Regions from separate parts of the Mus musculus genome. Here region 1 is linked to region 2. The links are chromatin loops, found by intact Hi-C in ENCODE. Cell type or tissue: heart. All regions are shown on one strand.

Region 1 (8,000 bases), 120 kb after region 2:
TAAACATGAAAAACTAGGGACCTGGGAGGCCAAGGAAGTGTCGGGAACGTCCACATGAAGATGGGTGTTTACTTATTCAAAAGTGTCCACTGATTCCTGTAGCTACTAAGGAAAGCTGGATGGAGGTACACACGCACACATGCACACATGTGCACATGTATATACACGCACATATATACACATGCATGCATGCACATATATACACACACATACACATATATACATGCATGCGTGTGCATACACACACATATGCACTTACATGCACACACACACACACACACACACACACACACCAAAAAAATAAAACCTGAACATGGACCTAACATGTGGCCCGCTATCACACTTAGTATGTACTTGAAGAACTAAGTTATCATTCCATAGAAATACCTGCAGCTCTGTGTTTATAGCTGTACTATTCACAGCAGCTAAGAAATGGAACCAATCTAGATAAAGAAAATGTGGAATATCCCATGGTGGGATTTATTCAGCCTAAAGAAAAGCGCAATTCTGACACTTGTAGGAAGGTAAATGGAACTGGAGATCATGCTAAGTGAGATAAGTGAGACTCAGAGACAAACAGATGTTCTCTGTTCTATGGTAGATCTGCAGCTGTGTGTGTGCGCGCATGCATGCGTGCATGTGTGCATGCGTGCGTGTGTGTGATCTGTATTTCTATGTGCTGAGACGAGCTAAGATGTAAAAGGGGGCCATGAGAGGTCAAGAGGAAATCTTAGGGATGGGGGTAATGCTATGTTTGATAGCAAAGCCGAATGGGGAGGGCCATCAGGGAGAGAAGGGAGCCTGACGGAGGTGGACGAGGCATGGAGGAGGAGGTACAAGAGGACTGCTGTGGCGGTTTAGGGTGAGGAAGTGTGTCCGTGTTGGAGGAAGTATGTCACTGCGGGGTGGAGGTGGGCTTTGAGGTTTCAAAAACCTACACCGGCTGACTCCCTCTCTGCTGCCTGCAGATCCGGATGTAAAAAGCTCCTGCTGCAGTGCTAGACCTGTCTGCTTCCCCCATGACGATCATGGACTCACACTCTAACTGTAAGCAAGCCCCAAGTAAGAGTCCCTTCATCACAATGTCTCTCCACAGCAACAGAACATTGACTAACTAAGACAACCAAGGACCTTACATAGGCGTGTGTCTTAGAGTTTCCATTGCTATGAAGAGACATGACTACGGCTACTTTTATAAAGGAAAACATTTAATTGGGGCTGGCTTACAGTTTCAGAGGTCAGTCCATTAACAGTATGGCAGCATCCAGGCAGACATGGTACTAAGAGTTCTACATCTTCATTAAAAAAAAAAAAAAAAAGCCAGGAGCAGACTGTCTTCCAGGTAGCTAGGAGGAGCGTCTCAAAGCCCACCTCCACAGTGACACGCTTTCTCCAACAAGGCCACACCTCCTAATAGTGCCACTCCCTGGGCCAAGCACATTCAAACCACCACAATGTGTATGTGCAAGTGCACATACATATTTGAGTGCTGGGTACCACACTCCACTTTAGACTGGGTGTGTGTCCAAAAGCATTGGCTAGACAGCAATCAGTACATAGGTCAATAAGGATGCAAACAGACATCAGGGCAAACAGCAGGCAGGGACCACTCTTGAACATGTCAGTTAGAAGACAGGTTCTTTGTCCCAGTGGAGCCTAATCCCAGTGTACATAGAAGACTCAACCATAGAGACTGGGGAGACAGCGTAGTCACGAGGTTGCTATGCAAGCCAGAGGAGCTGAGTTCCAATCAGCCAGGCCCAGAAGCACATACTATAATCTCAGTTCTGGGAAGACAAAGATAAGGATACCCAGAGGACAGTAAGTGAGCTACTAGTTTAGTGAGAGACTCTGCCTCAGAGAATAAGCTGGAGAGTAATTGAAGAAGACACATGAAGTCCACCTCTCGTCTCCATGTGTTGTACACAAATAGACCCACAAAGTCAATTGTGGTATCTGTTAGAAGATGTTATCTCCAATGTCCTAATGACCACAGCATGTGTGTACACACTTGCATAAGCAGGTACACAGTATCTTGATGGAACCCTTATGTGATGACTGTTATTAGCTGTCAACTTGATTGGCTCTGAGGTCAACTGAGAGGCTCTGGGAAGGTGTATGGGAAAACTCCCTAAGAAGGGGAACCTTCCCCCACACCCACAGTGGGCAGCAGCTACACATGAAAAGGGTTTTTGAGAAAACCAGTGCAGCTTTTGCCTGCCTGCCTTCATTCCTTTCCAGTGAGACCACCTACCCTATTGCAGCTGCTCCTCCCCTTCAGAAATCAGCCTGCCAACATGGACTGAAGGCCTGCAACTCTTTAGGACCCGCCCCCCTGGGCCTCCACCACCACACTGGGACGCTGAGGCACCCAGACAATTGCACTGAGCAGCTACAGGGTTCTCAGCCCCTTCAGACGGCCATGTGTCACTACTCAGTATGAATTGTGTAGACCAATCCAGTAAATCCCCCTGTGGTCTGTATTTGTTTTAGAGAACCCTGACCAGCACACCTAAGGAGGAAATTGATCCAATCTGAAAACTCGCATCTGATTGAGGCTATTCTGAGTTGACTGAGATTGTAATTATTATTTAATTTATTTATTTTTGTTATGTGTGTATGAGTATTTTGCTTGCTTCCATGTCTATATAAGCATATATATATATATATATATATATATATATATATATATATATATATATACAAGCATGCAGTGCCCTAGGAGGCTAGAAGATTGTTTCCGAACCCGTGAAATTAGAGTGAAATTAGTGTCAGCTGCTGCCATGTGGGTGCTAGGAACCCGAACCCAGGTCCTCTGCAAGAACAACTGCTCTTAGCCCTGAGCTATTTCTCCACTCTTTTTCACCTTAAAAATCTGACCGTGAACGACAACGCAATTCAACCCATCTGCAAGATGCCTGCCACCTTGACTCAGTAACAGCAGGTGCAGTGGTGTCTCCCTTCCCCCACTCACCTGCAAGGGACAGTTCACCTCCTCAGCAGCGCACTCCAAGCGCCTCTTGAGGGTGTCCATGCTGCTGTTCTCCGTCAGAAGCCTGTCCAGCTCATAGCACAACTCGGACTTCCAGAAACCGAGGTCGGATAGCCTCTGGCCCAAGTTCCGGGAGGTTCCCTCCTGCATCTGGTGTATCAGCTGGTCCTTATCCTGCATGATCCGCAGCGAGTCGCCTGTCAGCCGGCTGGCCCAGAGCCGCGAGGCCTCTGCATTCCTGATCTGCAGATCATTGGAGCGGTCCCAGTCCCTTGGGGTGTAGCGACAGAAGAGCGCGGAGCGGAGCGAGGGCAGGATGGTGGGCGGCCGCCGGATGCCTGAGCATTCCTCGGGGATTGTCTGGGAGGTGGCGATCTTGTGGAAGACGCTGGGTCTCCACGCGTTCAGGTAGCGGTATCCGGGCAGGTGAAAGGGTTGGTAGCACTCCTGTACCACAGGTTCCTGCCCAGCAGGGGGCAGCGCCTGCAAGCCACAGCCTTTCTTGGGGCCACAGAAACTCGCTGTCTGAGTGGTTCCAAGAAATTCCATCTTTCCCCATCAGCCCCACCGGGGAAAACTTTACCCAAGGGGCCAGGGCATCCCAAGAGCTAGGAGCCGCGGGGCCTCTGTGACTTAGTGCTGGTGTCATAAAGCATGGGTTAGGGTCTTTGTGCCAGGTCCTGGTTCTCCAGGTGGTTGAAGCCCCTATGATCTAAATAAAATGCAGTCAACAAAGAGAAGTGTGTTTAGGGCCTGAAGAGATGGTTTTGGTGGCTAGGAGCATATAGTGCCCAACCGAAGGAGCTAAGTTCCTAGCAACCACATCACAACCGCCTGTAATTCTGGCTCAAGGAGATCTAATTCCTCCACAGGAGCCCATGCACACAGATAAACACAAATACACAAAATCAAAAGAAAAGAAGGCTTCTTTTGGAGACAGGGTTTCTCTGCATAGTCCTGGATGGAGCTTGCTTTGTAGATCAGGCTGGCCTCAAATTCTCAGAAATCCTCTGGCTCCACCTTCTGAGTACTGGGATTGAAGGCTTGCACCACCACTCCCAGTGGCTTTTTTTTTTTTTTTTTTTTGAGTGGAATTTTTCAATCCCACTGGTTTGGGGTCGAAAGAAACGGCAGATGTCTGTCATTCTGGAACAACAAAATCTGCCTTTCCAGAGCTTGATCAGTCTGGGTATCGAAGCAAATCTAATATGGTCCACACCTCTCACCCTGTGGGATCAGCTGGGCCAACATTAGCTGTCTTTGTTTCTTTATTCCCAAGATAATATCCAGAAGGTTCGATCATGCCTGCAGGAGTCAGGATGGAGTCAGGAAGGTGGGGACTAGAAGACCATCCTCAGCTATCTGTGTTTTTGTTTTGTTTTGCTTTGAGACACGGCTCCAGGTACCCAAGCTGACCTCAGACTTGATATGTGGCTGAGAAGAGCCTTGAACTTCTGATTCTCCTTCTCGACTCTCCTAAATGATGAGATTACAGGCCTCTGCCGCTGGCTGCACTGTTTGTGCTGAAGTTTGAAGCCCAGGGCTTCCGCAATGCTAGGCAAGCATTCTATCAACTATATCCCAAGGCTCATGAGTTTGGGGATATCATAGGCTACATGTGACTGAGTCAAAACATCAAATATTTTAAAATGGCCCATACATTGCACAGAGTTGTGCTCAGCAGTAGTGTTCACGCCAGCAGGAAGAGTGTGGTCGGACTGGATCGAGCATGAGCAGTTAGATCACGAAGCCTAAATGTGGAGTGGTTGCAATGGAGAACCACAACACTCTAGGCAGGTAAAATGGGGCCACAAAGACAAGAAAGTTTTACAACCTGCAGTTTTGAGAATGCAAAACTGGCCTCCTCATCAGTCTTCCTGGAACAACAAATGGGAGGAGGGGAGAAGCTGGAAATGGAATGGGTAACTGAAGTGCTCTGTGTGCTGGCTTGAGTAGGCTTGGTCCCCAGAGACTCAGGTGTGGCCCACAGGGAGTGACACTATTAGCAGATGTGTCTTTGTTAGGATAGGTGTGGCCTTGGTGGAGGAAGTGTGTCAGTGTGGGAGTGGGTTTTGAGGGCTCCTAGTGCTCAAGCTCTGCCCAGAGAAGGAGACAGTCTCTCCTGGTTGCCTTCAGATCAAGCTCTGCCCCGTGAGGAGGAGACAGTCTCTCCTGGTCGCCTTCAGATCAAGATTCTCCTTTTCCAGCACGAGGTCGGCCTGCACACTGACATGTTTCCTACCATGACGACAATGAACTGGACCTCTGAAGCTCTAAGCCAGCCCCCATTAAATGTTGTCCCAGGAGTTGCCTTGGTCGTGGTGTCTCTTCACCGCAATGGAAACCCAAACTATGATACTCTGTATCTTTGATTGTAGAGGAGATTGACCAGCTATTCATATTTGTCAACCCCCATAGAACACTTTAGTAAAACTGAATGAATCAGGGCCAATGAGATGGCTCAATGGATAGACACTTGCCACTAAACTCGATGACCCAAGTTCAGTTCCCAGGACCCATGTGACAGAAAGAGGGAAATAACTTCTGCCAGCTGTTCTCTGATGTCTGCACAAGTTTTGTGGCACATGTATGCACCCCCTACACACACACAACACACACACACACACACACACAAATTATATATATATATATGCATATATGCTTTAGTTAGGGTTTTACTGCTGTGAACAGACACCATGACCAAGACAACTCTTATAAGGAAAACATTTAATTGGGGCTCTCTTACAGGTTCAGAGGTTCAGTCCATTATCATCAAGGTGGAAACATGGCAGCATCCAGGCAGGCAAGGTTCAGGCAGAGCTGAGAGTTCTCCATCTTCATCTGAAGGCTGCTAGCAGAGTACTCGCTTCTAGGCAGCTAGGATGAGGGTCTTTAAAGCCCACACCCACAGTGACACACCTACTCCAACAGGGCCACACCTTCTAATAGTGCCACTCCCTGGGCCAAGCATATACAAACAATCACAATGTGTGTGTAATTTTAAATTTTTAAGTAAATTGTTCATAAATTATACTTCATTGTGCTTGAATTTTAAAATATAGAGGGAAGACTTTGAGCTCCAGGAAGCTGACACCACACTTGTTTTTCTTTATAATTAAACCTCCAGCACCGTGTACAATATCAAACATCTAGAATGAGAGCCTTACCTCTCTGGGATGTGTTTCATCCTATTCTATGACAATTTTGTTGCACTGAGAAACTCCCTCCACCCTTAATCACTGAGAGTAACAACAACACAGTGCTGACTGGGAAGAGTACTGCTGTGTCGGTCCTTACCCTCTCTGGGAATGGGAAAGAGAAACCTGGCTTTCTGTGGCTCTGGTTCACAGGTGTATCAGTTCGTTTCCAAAATACCTGAGGCTGTTAATGGATCAGCAAAAGGTTCATTTTGGCTCATAATTCTGTCACTTACAGTCTGTAATTAAGTAGCCCCTGCTTTGGGTTCCTGACAAACTGTGCCCTGAGAAGGCCACACATCATGGCCAGAATGCGGTAGAGGAATAGTACTATACCATGAGCAGAGAATCAAAGAGAGGAAAGAGGAGGCAGGAGCTGTAACCTTCTTCTTCAACTACAGCCCCTCCCCCATCACTAAATACCTTTCCTTAGGCTCTACCATCTTTAGCAGTGTCACCCTTGGGACCAAGCCTTCATCATAGGCTTTCAGGGACATTCAACGTTTGAGGCTTAATGGTGATTTTCTTCTCAGTTCCCTATAAGGAGTGCAGATGAGCAGCCAGAATGTAGAGAAATGGCATTTATTAGCCACATGGGGTGGACTGCTGTGTTACATATTCCAATATGTCCTTTCCATGGGGTGGGGTAAGAAAAGCAGTAGGCTCTGGTCTGCAGACTTACACCACGGTATCTCCTCAGTGTGATGTCACTCATGAGAGGTATCTCGAAACAGATGCCCTGCAAAGACTCTGTACACTTACTTGGGCATTGAGCGACAGCAGGCCTCAGAGGACATTAGGGGCACAGAGACAGCAGAGACACATGGTGGCCCTGGCAGAGCAGCTGGGGCAGATCCCAGAGGTGTGGCTGATGACCCATCCAGAGGGTGGAACTGTCTGTCGCCCTGGGCTGCAACGGTTAGTTAATATTGATGTGGAGGTATTTCCAAGGACCTGGGCAGAGTGGGGAATGACGGAGCAATGGTTGAAGCTCAGTCTTGGTGAACCTTTCCTAGAAGCACCTAGTAGGTAATATGAAGTCAAAGCAGAAAGGGAAGGTTGGCAGCCACCCACAGCTGACAAGGACATAGGCGAGGTTGCCACGGCTGTCTGCTGTGTGCTAGAGGGTGGAAACATTCACACACCGAGAACACAGTTTGTTGTTGTTTTCAAAATCCAAAAGGAAGGAATAGGAAATTCTCTACCCACTAAGCTCCTTTTGATTCCATTGCCTGATTACTTTGATGATAGACCGGGGTGCAGCGCCACCTGCTGGCTGATTCTAGGATTGACCCATATGCATGTGTTTGTGGATGCTGACAGGGTCTGCAGGTGTCACAGTGCACACATGGAGGTCAAAGACCAACCTGCTGGAGTGGGTTCTCTTCTCCCACTCTGGTGCTGTGTTTGAATTCTCGTTCTCTAGCTTGAGAGCAAGGGCCTTTTCCTGCTGGACAGCCTAACCAGCAGCACGCTTTCCTTCCTTCACATTGCTTTTTTTTTTCCTAACAACATTGTTGCACCCTGAATCCTTCTCATCTTTCTCTTCTTTCTTCTTTTTTTTTTTTAAGATCTATATGTTTTTATTTTATGTGTCTGTCTGTCTATCTGTGTATCACATGCATTTCTGGTACCCTTGGAAGCCAGAAGAGGGTGTTGGGGTGTGTGACCCCTTGAAACTGGGGTCACAGATGGTTGTGAGCTGCCACATAGGTGCTGGGAATTGAACCTGGATTCTCTGTAGGAACAATCAGAGCTCTTGGCTATTGAGTCATCTTTCCAGCCCTACGATGAGCAAGCCTTAACCAGAC
Region 2 (8,000 bases):
CTCATGACACCAAGAGTTATGGACTAGGACTCCGCCTTACACACATACCTTCATTTACTCTCTCTTATTCAACGTTTTTGGACCAGCCAAGAAGAGCTTTGCCATTCTTTGTGCCCCTATCTTGGTGTTATGTACAGGAGTTACCTGGTTGCCTTGGTATTTTCTTGGCCTTTCCCTGAAATACTTTTTATCTCAGAGGATGCTCTCCAGGCCCCTTCAGCTGGAGACAGCTCCATTCGGACCCAGGTCTTGGTAGAAAGTTAGCCTGTTCTTTCCAGTCTGTGGAGTTTTCTCTGAGGATAGGCTGCTGCTTCTGAGCTCCTTTCAGTTGGAACATCAGTCTGACACAGGCTTTGGTGGAGAGACTGGCGGGACCCTCCTGATTGGCAGAGCCCAAATGGGACAGGCTGCCATCAGCTTCCTTTTGGTTTATCTCCTGGACCCCTGTAGGGTTGTTTCTGTGTTTGTGTTTTATTTGTTCTTTTTTTTTTTTTAAGATTTATTTATTTATTACATGTAAGTACACTGTAGCTGTCTTCAGACACTCCAGAAGAGGGCGTCAGATCTCCTTACAGATGGTTGTGAGCCACCATGTGGTTGCTGGGATTTGAACTCTGGACCTTCGGAAGAGCAGTCGGGTGCTCTTACCCACTGAGTCATCTCACCAGCCCATTTGTTCTTTTTCTATTTTCTTGAGAACTACTATGAGTCAGACTGCTAGCTCTGCCCAGTGAACCTTATCCAGTCACACTTCGGGACTTCAAACACCTGCCAGGGACTTTGTGCCTAACTCTATGGTCTGGGAGATTGATTGCTTTTTGTGGGAAAGAATGGCCAGCTTTCAATGTGAGATGGCCAAAGGGAGGCTCGTTCCATCTTACCACCTTAAAAGTATCATATGTGTAAATCCTGGGCACCCTGACCAGGATCCACTGTCTGGTAACATCTGGTAGGGAGACCCCTGTCTGGCTAAGGCCTTTCCTACCACCTACCCCAGTGATCTCACAGGTCAAGGAGCCATTAAAGAAACGTAAGCTGGTTACCCTTAGCTACAGAAGAAGACAACTTCCTGCTGGAGAGATGGCTCAGTGGTTAAAAGCACTTCCAGAGACTGCTCTTCCAGAGGTCCTGAGTTCAGTTCCCAGCAACCACATGGTAGCTCACAACCATCCGTTAATGAGATCCGATGCCCTCTTCTGGTGTGTCTGAAGAGAGTAACGGTATACTCACATACATAAAATAAATAAATCTTTAAAAAAAAAAAAGAAGAAGACTTCTTCCTATGCCTTATCACTCTGTCCTGGTGCAGGCTCCTCCCTTGCAAATGGCAGATGCTAATTCAGGCCCTGAGGAAGCAAGAGGGAATTTAGTTAGCCCTCCTCACTCATGAGCCTGCATAGCAAGGCAGGCAGGTTCCACCACAATTGCACTGCCCTTGCCGGTGACTGCCCCACCCCCCACCCCTATAGGCAAGGCAGACAGTACATGTCTTAGTCAGGGTTTTTATTCCTGCACAAGCAAGAAGCAAGTTGAGGAGGAAAGGGTTTATTCAGCTTACACTTCCAAATTGCTGTTCATCACCAAAGGAAGTCAGGACTGGAACTCAAGCAGGTCAGGAAGCAGGAGCTGATGCAGAGGCCACGGAGGAATGTTTTTTACTGGCTTGCTTCCCCTGGCTTGCTCAGCTTGCTCTCTTATAGAACCCAAGATTACCAGCCCAAGGATGGCACCACCCACAATGGGCCCTTCCCCCTTGATCACTAATTGAGAAAATGCCTTACAGCTGGATCTCATGGAGGCATTTCCTCAAAGGAGGCTCCTTTCTCTGTGATAACTCCAGCTGTGTCAAGTTGACACACACAACCAGCAAGTACAGTACAGGATACGCATCTCCTTTTCCACTAGTGATCTATACAGCTGGAAGATGCAGAGTCCCAAGTTTTCAGAGAAACCCTCCATGCTCATAGACACATTAGACTCTAATGGTTACTCGTGAGTCCACTGAGGATGACTGCCAACAGCTATGGCAGGTATTCTTCATGACTGAGGAATGAGAATGGGTGACAGTGGCATCCCAGAAACTGGTTCTGGGTGCAAAGTCAGCCCACCACTGTACAGACCAGCACTGACATGGTTTTCCCTTGATCCATCTTGACTGGGATCCCAACAACCCTTTAGGTGACGAGAGGCTAAAAGTCTATCGCCAGATTCTTGTGAGGGGTCTCCGTGAGGACGCTAAGAAGCCCAATAATTTGTCTAAGATAGGACAAGTTATACAAGGTAAGGAGCTGATCACTATCCAGGGGCATTTCTCGAGAGGTTGATGGGAGCCTAGCACATCAATACGTCTCTGGATCCAGGAGCAAGGGAAAATCAGTCTGCTGTGACCTGTGATCCTGGCATTTGTCAACCAGGCAGCACCACACATCCACTGAAAACTCCAGCAACTGGGAGGATTTGAAGGTAAGCGCATGGCTAGAGCCAAAAAATGTCTTTAACAACAGGGAGGCGCTAGAGGATAGGTAGACTAGGGAACCCCCACTGAAAACTCCAGCAACTGGGAGGATTTGAAGGTAAGCGCATGGCTAGAGCCAAAAAATGTCTTTAACAACAGGGAGGCGCTAGAGGATAGGTAGACTAGGGAACCCGCCGAGGTGCCTCTAGCAGGTACTGGAAGAGAGAGGTCTGATGCCCATGAGTTGAAGAATATAGCATATGAAAAAGGAGGGGGGAAGCAGACCCTTCCCAGAAAGGGTGGACAATCTCATTCTCTCATTTGGAGTGGAGGCCCTGTCTCCAAAAGAATCAATGTGCATACTGTAGAGAAACAGGCCACTGGAAGAAAGAATGCTCCAAGATGGAGATAAAAGAACTGACTGACTGAGGGTGTCGGGGCTCACCCCTGGGTAAACCTAAAGGTAGAGGGAAGCCAATAGATTTCCTGGTAGTTATCAGGGCACATTCAATCCTGAAACAACCCATGAGATCCCTATCCAATTAAAAAAAAATCATGGACCCAAGGGGTTACTAGGACTGATCAATATTCATGGACTACCTGAAGGAAAGTAGATCTAGGAATGGGACGTGTAACTCACTCTTCTATGGTGATCCCAGGCTGCCCATATCTGCTCTTAGGCCAAGACCTCCTAACCAAAATGGGGGTGCAGATCCATTTCAGCCCTGAGGGAGTACAGTTCCTGAATAAAAATACATGTACTGATTGTGGCATTAGAAGAATATAAACTATGTCATATCTCCTCCAGACATTAATAAGGACCCATATCTAGAGAGGTTATGGGAAGAAATCCCAGGGGTATGGGCTGAGAAAAAAATCCCATGGAGCTGGCTAGGCATTGTGCCTCAATCCTGGTGCAGCTAACGGTCAATGCCAGCCCAGCTAGGGTGCCAATACCTCAAGTCTAGGGAGGCAAGACTGGGAATAGTGCAACACATAATTTGACTCTGGGAGCAGGGGGTACTGGGTCCTTGCCAATCTGCCTGGAACACACCCCTTTTTTCAGTAAGAAAACCTCACTCCAATGGCTACCAGCTCATGCAAGACTTAAGGGAAGTCAATAACAGGGTAGAAGATATTTATCCCATGGTGCCCTTACACCCTACTGAACAGTTTGCCTCCCAAGGGAGATGTCTATGCCATATTGAATCTTAAGGGTGCCTTCTTTAGTTTGCCACTAGCCCCGGCTAGTCAGCCTTTGTTCACTTTAGAATGGAGCGACCCAGAGATCAGATTCAATGGGCAGCTAACGTGGACCAGGCTGCCACAAGGATTCAAGGACTCGCCTACCATCTTTGATGAAGCATTGCCTGAAGACCTGGGTGAGTACAAGCAAGCCCACCCCCAAATAACTCTCTTGCAGTATATCAATGCAGTATATTGTAGCTGCCCCAGACAAAGAGACTTACCGTTTGGCAACTGGTGTCCTTTGCTCAGTCAGAGAGCTAAACCGGATGGGATATTTGGTGTTTGAAAAAAAAAAAAAAAAAAAAAAAGCACATCTCTGCCAAAATGAGGTAACATACCTCCAGAACATACTCAAGGGAGGGGGCAACGTCTGCTCTCCCAGGCTAAAGAAACGATTCTCAACATTTCCGTTCTCAAGACCTGGCATCAAATTCGAGTTCCTGGTTTCATCAGGACTGCAGACTGAGTACCAGGATTCACGGAGATTGCAGAGCCTCTCTATGATGCCACCAGGGGGCAGGAGAGTACCTTAAACTGGACTTTGGAGATGGGCAAAGCTTTTCATGGGCTCAAGGAAGCACTAGATGAGGTCCCAGCACTTGCCCTGCCAGACATCAATAAGCTTTCCCACTTGTATGTGGGTGAAAACAAAGGCATAGCCAAAAGAGTACTGACTCTTGGAAGAGGCCAGTGGTGGCCTATCTGTCTAAGAAATTGGAATCTGTTGCATCAGGATGGCCAGCTTCCCTGCATATTGCGGCAGCTGCTGCTTTGCTGGTCAAGGACGCAGATAAGATCACCATGGGACAAGAACTGATTATAACCACCCCTCATGTCATCAAGGGTGTGCTCAACCACCCCCTCAGACCGCTGAGTATCTAATGCCCGACTGGGTATCTAATCCCTGCTCCCGAACCTGCCCCTCATTACGTACCACCCACTCCCCCCCACACACCTTAAATCCCGCTACTCCCAAACCCATACCTGTCTCCAAACAAGAGTCAACATTCATTTCTCAGCTTCCATAGCACTTTCCTGCCATATCTGCTTTTGGGAAACAAAACTCTGCCTTGCTATGTGATAAATGACAATTTTGGAATTTTTTGGTGTCTTTGAAAAACAGAAATATTATGTTTCTCCTTTAATCCCAGGTCTGGGATATGGGGCTGCTTCAAATTGTCCACAGCAGCTGACTATGATTTGCCTCATGCTCTGGTAGGGACATGATTTTGTCAGCTGCAGCTTGTTTCTGTGATTGTGTAGTATTTGGAATTCTGAACTTTTCAGAGGGTATATAAATGCTATGGCCCTGAGAGGCAGTGAGGGTTGTTGGTTGCTGTTGGTCACTGGTAAGCAAAGAAGAAAAAGAAAATATTCTTACAGGGAAGATTAAGCTCCCTGAAAAGAATTTGATGCTCTTAATCATCAGGAAGTAGTCTAGTGATACCATCACCCTTTCCTCTCCTTAAGGGGCTGAAGGGGTGGAGGAAAAGGGCTAGAGAAGGGTGAAAGAAAGAACCCACAAAGTAGGCACCAAAAAGTGCCAGCCACCAGTAACCCCACCTGGGTGGGTTTACTGATGAAGCTCCTGCGGAGGGAGTGGTTGTGTGTAGTGAGTCTGTCTTTGGGCATAGTAGGTCCACATCCAGCTTTAGTTTATAGGGAACATTCTAGAATGTCAGCCCATTTCTCAGGTATACCAGGCCCACGGGCATTAGCAGAGGGTAGGAAGGGGCAAGAAGAATCTTGCTTCCCCTGCATCCCGGACCACAAACAAACACCATACAATTATCCAAATTCTTTAAACAGAGACCCAAAATAATTTTAATGCAAATGACAAACATGGGTTAGTCTGTCTCTGTTGCATACCCCACCCCCTGAATTACAGTACTTTATAAAAATGTAAGATACGCAAACTAAAGTTCCTTTAAATACAGTAACAGGTTTTGGTCCTAATACTTGCTTCTTGGATAACGCAGCTGTCTCTGCTGTTCTTTGATAACTAGTGATAAGCACCAATTGAGAGCTGATCCTACCTAGGAGAAGGGTGGATCTGTTCTCGCTCACACCCTCACCTCTTCTTAGCATCCCAAATGCAGGGCATAGAGCAGGAGAGGCACTTCTCATGGCACAGGTGGCTGTAGGCACAGGTGGCTGTAGGCACTGGAATGCTGGCCACAGTGGCAAGCAGAGACAACCCACAGGACTATTCCCATAGCGTTGGACAAGGGCACTTCCATAGCCCTGGGGTTCTGAAGTGGGAATCTGTGCTGGTCAGGTCAGGCTTTCAGGCCTCTGGTTCTAAGGTGGTCTGTCTGTTTCCATCATGATCATCAGAACAATTTTTAAACAAGTATTACAGAAAAGCCCCCAAGGGGAAGGTATGGAGGACACTTTAGATTGGCCTCCTTCCTTGGGCCTCACAAGACAAGGAGAAACTCTACGACCTAGCCAGCAGTGAGCTGTGGAAAGTTCATTAAGGCAACAGGTGATCGTTTGCCCTGTCGCTGTCCCATATCACCTTGGCAGCCCTGCTAAGGGAAGGAAGGAAAGGAGGATAGAAGAGAGGGAGGAAGGGAGGGGAGTCCGTTTGTACTGAGGTGGTGTCAATGATGGCCCTAAAGCCACTCAGACTCATCATCCCCCCAGCTCCACTGGGACTGAGCTAGAGGCAAACATCCCCTCCCCTCAGGCAGCTTACATGTGAATGTGTTTAAACAACACAAATATACACACCCTGTCCCAGAATCACCTCTCCAACTCGATGCTCAAAAATGGAAAAGGGTGTTCAAGGGAGAAGGTTGCCATCACAGAGCTCCTGGGACTCGGGTGTTGTCACTCTTCCAGGACTTCTGAAGACCTCCCCATAGCCTCAGGGTTCAGGGCCCACTTGGAAATGACTGGATTTTCCTTCGAGGACCATCTTAAGAGCCATGGCTCTGGGAATCCTTTCCTGTCTCCCTGTGGGGAGTATAGAATGCTCTACAGTAGTATTCTCTGGGGAAACCTCGTGGGCACTACCCATGATAGCACTGGACCAAGTGGACCTCTGTTCAGAGCAATCGAGAGCCATCAGGGCTCTTAGAAGAACACAGAGAAAGTAGGCTCCCTCTCACCCCGAGGTTTTGAATCCCTGATGTTCCATCGTGGTTGGTAGCTTCTCTAATTGGTTTCTGGCGTGTGCTCTTCACTAGACTGTGAGTCTCGTGAGGGATTGTTTTGAAAGAGTATCCCTTGCACCCAACACGTGACATGACCCATTCATGTTGAATGATGGATGGGTGGATGAATGAATGGAAGACAGATCTTCCAAGGCTCCAGAAACAGAGGATTAATGGAAGCATCCACATTAGAAAAAAGGGCGGGAAGAAAAGGAGAGACCTTCCCATGTAGGTCAGGGAGGAGGCTGTCCAGCCCACCTTCCAGGCTTGTATGGCCTGGGAATGGGGCACAAGTGTCCCAGATGTAAGCAGCTGTGGAAGAGGCAGCAAGAGCTGATGGAGGCTGAGACGTAGCTAGCAGTGGGGCCATCTCATTGTGATTAGCCTGATAACATTTACAAGGTGGCTCTGCTCCCCCCGGTTCTAAGGCTCTGACCTCCAGTTATAGTGCATTTAACCATATTGCAGGGAGCTCATCAGAAATTCAGACACCCAGGCCCAGCCCTTTAATGAAGGATTCTGAGGGTCTTGGAAGTAGATTTGTGAACCGACGTGTACTAGATGCCCTACGGAATGACCTATGGACACTTAATGCCTAAACATGACATCTGCGTCAGGCAAGGGTCACTATCCTTAAGGCAAACAGGAGCAAACATCAACAAATTAGTGTGATGACCTAGCTCATGGCAGGGGGGTTGGGAAACTCTGGGTCTCTTACAGACAAACCAGGGCCAGTCTTTGCCCACTTCTTACGTGAGCTTAGGTTTAATATCTGAGCATAGATGTCCCACATTTGGGCCCTCATCATTCCACCTGTGGCTGTCAGAGTGGAGTGGGCAGGGGAAGAGGGAAGGGCAGACTCCTACAAAGAGTCTGCTCCCAAAGACTGGCTTTCCCCACCTTTGGCCGTACCCACACCACAGAGCCACCCTTGAAAAGCATCCTGTGGAGCTTGCTGGGCCTTGCTGAGACTTTTGGTAGGCAGGCATTCTGAATGCCAGCTTTCATGGTCTGGTTTGTGATCCCAAGAATGCAGAAACTCCTTCTCTGTCTCTATTCTTTCTTCTTCTTCTTCTTCTTCTTCTTCTTCTTCTTCTTCTTCTTCTTCTTCTTCTTCTCCTTCTCCTTCTCCTTCT

What was found. Peaks named below come from ENCODE experiments on the same cell type or tissue, not always from the same donor. Only the 100,000 strongest peaks of a DNase experiment are listed, where the experiment ranks them.
Region 1: it touches region 2 in a loop (5-fold over the local background); 39 of 42 quality-filtered maps call a loop at or near these places.

Annotation. Positions count from the first base shown.
Region 1 is chr16:10,391,879-10,399,878 of GRCm38, forward strand. Tekt5 (tektin 5) reads right to left here and starts at 3,577. Exons shown (of 7, transcript NM_001291001.2): 1 at 2,975-3,577. The coding sequence starts at 3,541. In heart, CTCF peaks have their summits at 3,459 (motif pointing right) and 7,466 (motif pointing left); DNase peaks (open chromatin) are centred at 3,193 and 7,473; H3K4me3 peaks cover 778 bases; H3K27me3 peaks cover 1,733 bases.
Region 2 is chr16:10,276,253-10,284,252 of GRCm38, forward strand. It overlaps Emp2 (epithelial membrane protein 2), which reads right to left. Exons shown (of 5, transcript NM_007929.2): 5 at 5,497-8,000. Among named protein-coding and RNA genes, the nearest start is that of Emp2, 34 kb to the right of the region's middle. In heart, a CTCF peak has its summit at 4,212 (motif pointing right); a DNase peak (open chromatin) is centred at 4,229.